Regions from separate parts of the Mus musculus genome. Here region 1 is linked to region 2. The links are chromatin loops, found by intact Hi-C in ENCODE. Cell type or tissue: heart. All regions are shown on one strand. Links, peaks and the distances in the headings refer to the core of each region. The heading gives the core; the rest is flanking DNA.

Region 1 (4,394 bases), core at 284-4,283, 57 kb before region 2:
ATCGTACCCACTACCTGGAACACACTATTCTAAACCCGAAAGGAAGAAGACACAAACTTTGAGTCAAGTCTATAATTTGAGACCAGCAAGCAAATAAAAATTCGGAAAGGCAAACATTAGATATGTAAGATACAGCACAAGGGCAACATACAAAAAGTGACACACCAGTATTGCTCCAAGTACAGACATGCAGCTCACACTCATCGCCAAAGTTAACGATGGCAGGACAGGTTTTCTGCCATGGCTGACTATTGAGTTGTGTTAGAGTCTCCCTCCATAACACACATTTCCTAAAGGCTTTCAACAGAAGCGTGCCCTTGCATCTGCTTCACTGGTAAATGCGAGGGACACAAAACAGGAAGTACATCTTCATCAAGGGCAGGAAGAAAAACAATACAAATTCTTTGAGCATCACTGTTTGTCAATCAGGTCATTTCTGTCTTTACACATCATCAAGTCACAAATGACCGTCACATACAGCTGTGGGTGTCCAGACAGCTAGGAGCAGTCACAGGTTTTATGTCATTTACTTCCTCATGAAGTCAGAAGTATGGCTCATTTTATAGCAGGGACCCTGACGTTCACAAAGTCTGGGCAGCTTGCTGGGGATCACACACAGAAAGAGTGTCAGGGCCCAGAAGTCAAGCAGAGCCCACATGAAGACAAGCGTCTCCCCACATCACTGAGACTGGTCTAGCCTTCCATACCAATTCTGTCAGAAAAGCACTGGGGAGGGAGGAGTTGGGGAGAGGAGAGAAGGAAGGAACGGAGACATGCAGGAAGAGAATAAGGAAGAGGGAGAATACTTAAAGGAAAAGCTGTAACCCTGTTGAGAGAATGTTCTTTGGGGTGGGGCAGTCTTCAATGATTTCATATCCCCCATGGGGGTAATTCTTGTGGTTCCCACACTATAAACCCCTCCAAGGCTGAAGGCCTGAGAGAACTTGCCTGGGGTGTTCTCTAGGACTCTGAGCTGGCCTTGGCTAATTCCTATTAGCTTATTTTGCCTTCTTAGTGTTCAGAGTCTGGTGGGTGGGGCTGACGGAAATAGATTAAACCATTAGGGAGTTTTTTTAAAGGGTTTCTGGGAGAGATGATATGATATTCATTACTAGATGAATGGAAATCTTAGAGATTTTTTTAATTAGATATTTTCTCTATTTACATTTCAAATGTTATCCCCTTTCCTAGTTTCCCCTCCAAAAATCCCTTCCCCCTTCCTCTCCTCCTCTCCCCGCCCCCTCCCAACCACCCACTCCTGCTTCCTGGCCCTGGCATTCCCCCTATACTGGGGCATAGAACCTTCACAGGACCAAGGACCTCTGTTAGGGATGTTTTTAATCAAATGAAAATCAAGGGAAGGCCTCCGTGCTGACTCACTCAGTTATGAGGGAAACTCTGAGCTGCTGGGAGAGCTGCTAGTGACTTCCAAAGCTCAGTCTTGTCATCAAGTAGAGAACAGAGAGCAAGACAGACAGGAGGGGCCTGGCGGTTGCCCAGGGCTGATGGGAAGAACTGACTGAAAGACAAGAGTTTCTTTTTATGGGTGATAAAAACACTCTGCACGGTTTCTAATGAGAGCACTGACAACACTAGGAACTAAGTATCTCACTGTAAGGGGCAGACTAGTGATGTGCAGAACGTGCAGACTAGTGATGTGCAGAACGTGCAGACTAGTGATGTGCAGAACGTGCAGACTAGTGATGTGCAGAACGTGTCTCAGTAAAAAAGAACAATACATGGGAACCTCCGGAGATGAAGGAAACGGACATCTTACACATACTGTCAGATTTTACTATTTAACAATGTACTACTATTTTACAAGTATGGGTGTTTTGCCCGCAGGTATGTCTATCATGCACATGCCTGGTGCCAGAGGAGGCCAGAAGGGGTAGCTGGATCCCCTGGGGCTGGAATTACAGATGTGAGCCACCACATGGATGCTGGGAATTGAACCAAGGCCTCCTATCAGAGCAGCCCGTGCTCCAGCCTTCTCTGCGTCTCTCCAGCCCCATGAAGTCATGTTTAAACTGAGCATCTCTACCTTGAAGTACACGCTGGTAAACTTTCTTATGAAATATTTTTTTAAAAATTAAAAAAAGTAATTGAGGTGAAATGACAAAGGTACAGACAGATTCTCAAATTTAGGCGACAATGATCACTGTGGCATTGAAAAATAAACCCACATAGTTTAAGGGAAAAAAGCCACTTAAGGATCTTCCCCACTTAGCACTAATAACAAAATTTACCCACAGGTGGCAGTGGTGGCACTTGCCTTAAATCCCAGTACTAGGGAGGCAGAGCCAGGCAGACCTGAGTTTGAGGCCAGCCTGCTCTACAGAGTGAGTTCCAGGAGAGAGAGGGAGAGAGGAAAGGAGGGAGGGAGGGAGGGAGGGAGGGCAGACTGGCAAAGAAAATAAAAAAGAAACTTCAAATAGTGGGCACACCTATCAGTGTCACTAGCTGACAATTGTCAAGGCCAGAACCTCACCAACACAGATTGACAGTACCTGGACAAGATCCTTCCTTCCCACAAGCATGGCAGAAGTGGCATTCTTCTGACATGTCTCCTGAGTGTCGTTCACATTCAATCTGAAATTAAAACAAACAAGACTAAGAAGGTTTCTACTTGAACTTCCCAAGAACTCCTCCTGATTTACCAGCCTAGGTAAGTGTCTCTTTGGTTGTCACTCAAAACACCTCCTCTATCTGACAGGCTGGGAAGGGTTAATTAGAGCAGGTGCTGCAGGGCTTAGGGTTCCCACCTGGGGAGGACCGGAAATACTCACCACTTTCAGGAGGAGGCAATAAGAAAAATATTAATTAGCTACCAGCTTTTCTGTTGAGTTCTCAAGGTTTGGGATTTAAATGTGTACATACTAACTGTGATTTCCATCTAAAAAGTATTGTGCTGTGGGTATATCTCAAAAGATAACACTTTCTGTGATGTGTTCAAGGGCTTGGAAGACCTACAGGCCAGCCTCTGCTCCTATTGTCTTTCAATAAAAGAAGGCTCTAAATTCAGCTTGCTGGACCCTGAGCTTCAGCAGAGACCATCGGTGGGCCCAAAGTTATGCTTTCAGTTAGGTGAGATCGGGGGCAAGGAGGGCCCACCAAGCTGGGTGCCTGACCTACACAAAGAGTGAGGTAAGAAATGCACACTTGGGCTGGTGAGATGGCTCAGTGGGTAAGAGCACCCGACTGCTCTTTCAAAGGTCCAAAGTTCAAATCCCAGCAACCACATGGTAGCTCACAACCATCTGTAACGAGATCTGACTCCCTCTTCTGGAGTGTCTGAAGACAGCTACAATGTACTTCCATATAGTAAATAAATAAATCTTAAAAAAAAAAAAAAAGAAATGCACACTCTTTGAAGCCACAGTTTATGGCAATTTGTTAGTCACTATCAAGAAGCTACCACACCGAGTTTCCCCAAGTTGTCTAAGACTTTACAAAGCTCTGCAGCTCCCAAGGTGCCGTGCCCCATGCCGCCTGGGCCCATGGACTTACATGTACAGCTCTCCCAAGGACTTATGAACGGGAAGGAGGCACGAGACATCCTGGATGATGACCTTGCCAGCAGCCTTAATGGGTCGGTTGCCGGAGTCAGAGCCTTCCCGCTTACTCTTCCACCTCCTCGATTTCTAAGGGAGATGACCAGAAGTGACTAACGGGGCCTCTGGAGAGTGGGAACCTACAGTTGCACAGTACATCATATTTGGGTCATTGGTCATTTGCAGAGACTTTAAATTACATCGTGCCCCACAATTACATGAAATCAGCATCTGTAGGAAATAAAAGGTAACAAATGGCCCAAAGCTCTTGATCCAAGACCCTCATGGGGAAACAAGCACCTACTGCAGGGCCATCTACATTCTGCAGGTGCTCAAAAATAGATACCAGGAAGCCAGAATTAATTAATTAATTTAAAAATAGCAGGTAAAGAAGTTAGTAAAGATCCCCCACAAACGGGGAAGGGGGACTTTAGGGTGTTCAGTACTAGGTTCAAAGTTCTTGCCTGAAACGATTCAAAGGTTTTTTTTTTTCTTCATAGACAGTTTCAACAGGGTTAGTTGATATTTTAATTCAGACACGACAGTGTGGGCTCTGCAAGGCTATTATGTCTGAAGACAGAGACACTGGGTAACATAAGACCTTGCTTTTGTAGCAGGCCTGAATTATTTCTATAAGCGATCATTTCTGAAGGTCAAAGATACTTAGTTGGGGAAACCCAGTTAACAGACATGGGAGACCATGGGCGCATGTTTCAGCTCCCAGAGCTGCCTCAGGAAGTGGCTGTGAGGAATGAGAAATGTCGTGGGAAACAAAAAGTCACAGAGTGTCGCCCCATCTGGCATCTTCAAAAAGACAACCAGTTATCGGAGCAATGTCCT
Region 2 (4,394 bases), core at 162-4,161:
AAAGAGTCAGAAAATCTCCCCAGCAACCACAGCCGGGCCAATCCAGAGTTGCTACACCTGCACCAGACTCTTTCCTTGTACCCCTCCCATACCCATTTCTTGAGAATAGACATTGTTTAGATCTGGAAATCCCCTTCTCCCTCCCTCTCCTTTCCCCCTGAAGGCCTATAAAAACTGGGCCCCTTTTCCCCTCGTGGTCGACTCCTCTACCCCTGCGTGGGATATGAGTCGTCTCCAGAGCTCTGGCTTTCCCCAAATAAAGCCTTGTGTGGTTTGCATCAAGCTTGGTCTCTCCTGAGTTCTTGGGTGTCCACTATTGTCCCGAGGCCTGAGTGAGGGGCTCCTCTCGGAGTCTTTCAGATGGAGGAAGGAGACCATTGTATGGCAGCTGGTTCTTCCTGACATGTGAGTCCTGGAACTCAGGCTGGCAAGCCTGGCAGCAGTGCCTTTGCCAGCCACCTTGCAGGCCTCCAATGTTAACAATTTTTAAAGCTTGCCATGTGCCACACTTCTTAAACATGTGGCCTCATAAAATTCTCATGCCAGTCCTGTAAGTATAATAACCTCCCTTCTACAGGTAAGAAAACTAGGCATAGCCGAGCAGTAGTGGCGCTTGCCTTTAATCTGGGAGGCAGCGGCAGAAAAAGGCAGATTTCTGAGTTCGAGGCCAGCCTGATCTACAGAATGAGTTCCAGGCCAGCCAGGGCTACACTGAGAAACCCTGTCTCGAAAAACCAAAAAGAAAGAAGAAAAAGAAAAAAGAAAAAAAGAAAAGAAAACCGAGGCGTGGAGAGTGATGTGAGGGATGGGCTCACAGGTGTCCAATCTAAGCAATACATGTATCTTGTCAACGACAGAGTATTTCCCACATTAGCAACCACTTAGGCTGAAACAGATGCTCCGCAAAACAGTATTTCACAAATTCACCCCCAAAATGGTCCAAGGTGAGACTTGGTCCAAGTAACTGAGGCTCAGAGAAGTTCTGCAACTTTCCCGAAGTCACCAAGTGCAGTCGACTACCTCAGGGAGTGGACACCTCCCCCAGTTCACTACCTTGAACAAGGTCAGAATCCCTTTAGCATTTACAATCACTATCTTGGCGTCCCAAGACCATAAGCCTGTTTGGAACCCTAAAGGCCATACACGCCTTTGCCCTAACTGTCCTGACCAGTAATCAAAGCTTCCTTAGCTATCCTGACTGACAGCTCCAGATGAGCACCGCGTCCATCTTCCCACCCTGAGCAAAGGGATGGATGAAAAGGCGGGGGTGCAGGGGTGCGGGGATGGGGGGGGGGGCGGGTGAGGGTGTAAACCACGGAAAGCGCATGCTCAGATGGCTCCATTCCCAGATGGCTCCATTCACGCACAGCTCACCTGAGAGTCTCGAAACTCCACCACCACGTTCTCGCTGCTCCAGCGCGCCGCCATCTCACTAGCCCGATCGTGGGGTGCCAGCAGGCGACCCTCCACCCCCAACCCCACCCCCAAGTCCGAGACTCCCCGCGTGAGTAAGCCCCACACAGCCTGCTAATAAATCCGGCCACGCCCAGTTTCTCCCTTTCACTTGACCACAACTGATTGGCTACCCCAATGATAGACCCCGCCTCTTCTGCTTTCTCCCCCAACCACGGACCAGGTCTGCCCCAAAACAGGAACGCCCCTTCATTTCGTCATCAGTACGAGTCACCTGGGCACCCCGCGGCTGCCGACACGCCCCCTGCCGTGAGCTCTGCTGGGAATTGTAGTCAAATGTCAGCACAGCGTCAGTTACCCAGGAAGAGCCTGAGTTCAGAGAGTAGATGGCAGTTGTCCTGTATTTTTGCTGGTATTTGGTTGGTATCCCCGTATTCTCCTACACATAGCCTATAAACAAAACCTACATCCCTACCAAGGGAAAAAACCTCTTCTGATTCCTGCCATCAAGGCTTTGAAAAATCTGAGTGCACAATTTTTTGTTTCATGCTGTACAGCCGTGCCTCTGAAGTAGTTCCTGAGGTTCTCCACGAACAACACTTTGGGGGTGGAGGAGAAAACAAGTCCCTAAAGGTAAAAACAATTTTATAATCTTACTAACATCACTGTGCGGTATAGTTCTCCCGAGGATGTGTAGTACAGAGGGAATTTACTCTGAGAGGAAGTTTAAACTGAATATTAAACGACATGACTTTTTTCCTTCTTTTTTTCTTTTCTTTTTTTGTTTGTTTTTTTGTTTGGTTGGTTGGTTGGGTTTTTTTTTGTTTGTTTTTTTTTTGAGACAGGGTTTCTCTGTGTAGCTCTGGCTGTCCTGGAACTCACTCTGTAGACCAGGCTGGCCTCGAACTCAGAAATCTGCCTGCCTCTGCATCCCAAATGCTGAAATTAAAGGCGTGCACCACCACTTGCCCGGCTGACCCTCTTTTTGATAACATCATTTTGGTTTTGAAAAGTGTTATTTTTTTTCACTGAAGATGTGTAATTAATGTTAATGGTAGTTGCCATTTAACCATAATGGTTTTTTTTCCCTATTCATGGTTTTAATTTCTAACACTAGCAATATCTTTATCCACACAGTTTTTGGAGTCTTAGACAATTTTTGAGGATGAAATAAAAATTAATCAGGAAGTTTAGCATAGTAGATACTAGTTGGCTCCTCTTCAACCCTATCCTTTGAAGTCCTGGGTTAACTGGCTTAGCATCTCTTTGTCTACAGAAGGGGGTATATCATACTTAGCTGTTGAGAGGAGCCAAGCACTAGGCCTGACATGTTGTAAAGGCTCAAGTATAAACTGTCACCAGCATTCCTCTCTGAAGATCGTTGCATGAATGGAGAGGAGGTGTAGACTCCTTTCCCCCAGCAGACGCTGGTTATAAAGGTCAGACAAACTTGTCTGTAGGCTAGGGTGACTATCATTTCACTGTCGTCTGCCTGGAACAGTCTAGGTTTTACCACTATAACCAGCAAAAAAAAAAACTTGCATCCCAGAGAACCCTTCAGTACCAGAAAAAAGAACAGTTGGTCCCTCCATGGTAGATAAATGTTTGGCAGAATGAACTGCATATTATTATAGAGTTGCGAGCAATGTGTGAAGATGGCATAACCTAAATTGAAGACCTGAAGTGGCACCTTGAAGGTGACATTTGAGTGTTTCAGTATATTAAGATTTTGAAGGGTATACTATGAAAAGGAAAAGAGTGTGAGCTTCATTAAGAGTGTGAACAAGGGTCTGGAGAGGTGGCTCAGCAGTTAAGAGCACTGATTGTGGGCTGGTGAGATGGCTCAGTGGGTAAGAGCACCCGACTGCTCTTCCGAAGGTCCGAAGTTCAAATCCCAGCAACCACATGGTGGCTCACAACCACCCGTAATGAGATCTGATGCCCTCTTCTGGTGTATCTGAAGACAGCTACAGTGTACTTACATATAATAAATAAATAAATCTTTAAAAAAAAAAAAAAAAAAAAAAAAGCACTGATTGTTCTTCCAGAGGTCCTGAGTTCAATTCCCAGCAACCACATGGTGGCTCACAACCATCTGTAATGGGATCTGATGCCCTCTTCTGGTGTGTCTGAAGAGAGCATCAGTGTATTCACACACACACACACACACACACACACACACACGCACACACACATATATACATATTTTTTCATATATGTGTGTGTGCGTGTGTGTGTATATATATACATATACATATGTATATATATATATATATATATATATATATATATATATATATAGAGAGAGAGAGAGAGAGAGAGAGAGAGAGAGAGAGAGGACAAAGTGCACGGTGGTGGGGGCAAACGCCTGTAATCCCAGCACTGGGGAGGCAGAAGCAGGTAGATCTTTATGTTCAGGGCCAGCCTGGTCTACAGAGTGAGTTCCAAGACAGCCAGAACTATACTGAACCACCCACCCACCCACAAGAGTGTGAACAGAGATCTTGAAGTGTGAAGAGTGAGTTATGTCCCCATTGAATTCTTTCTGCAGCACTATGCTGCTGTTTAATTCAATAATTATTTACTTAATTTAATATCTCCAAGCCTCAGACAGGCCCCTGGTCTGTTTTGTTGGAATCTGCTTGGCCCAGCATATGCAGGCTACTCCGTGAACATCTGCCCTGAATGGATGCAACCTGCAGTGCTCATGATCCACAGACCTTTCTAAGTCAGAGGGGTACCTTCTGTGCAACCAAAAGTAACGTAAGACTATTCAAATGCTTTGTGTCTGAGTCTTTTTAAAAAGATTTTAAGTGTGTGTGTGTGTGTGTGTGTGTGTGTGTGTGTGTAGGAGGGAGGGGAGGGGGGAGGGGGGACCTGGGGGTGGGGGATGTGCAAATGAGTGCAGTTGCCTGAGAAGACCAGAAGAAGATACCAAAGAACTGGAGTTACAGGTACTTGGTGATTTATTTGGTATGAAT

The links. Hi-C counts contacts between places; a loop is a spot of excess contacts. Peaks named below come from ENCODE experiments on the same cell type or tissue, not always from the same donor. Only the 100,000 strongest peaks of a DNase experiment are listed, where the experiment ranks them.
Region 1: a loop joins it to region 2, with 2.3 times the contacts of the local background. A loop is called at or near these places in 1 of 42 quality-filtered maps.

The regions. Positions count from the first base shown.
Region 1 is chr8:111,463,279-111,467,672 of GRCm38, forward strand. Wdr59 (WD repeat domain 59) reads right to left here. Exons shown (of 26, transcript NM_001170742.1): 19 at 3,511-3,644; 20 at 2,511-2,592. Among named protein-coding and RNA genes, the nearest start is that of Gm24793, 47 kb to the left of the region's middle. In heart, for the core only: a CTCF peak has its summit at 2,243; a DNase peak (open chromatin) is centred at 1,443.
Region 2 is chr8:111,520,554-111,524,947 of GRCm38, forward strand. It overlaps Wdr59 (WD repeat domain 59), which reads right to left and starts at 1,554. Exons shown (of 26, transcript NM_001170742.1): 1 at 1,375-1,554. The coding sequence starts at 1,428. In heart, for the core only: a CTCF peak has its summit at 1,715; a DNase peak (open chromatin) is centred at 1,638; H3K4me3 peaks cover 1,347 bases; H3K27ac peaks cover 1,066 bases.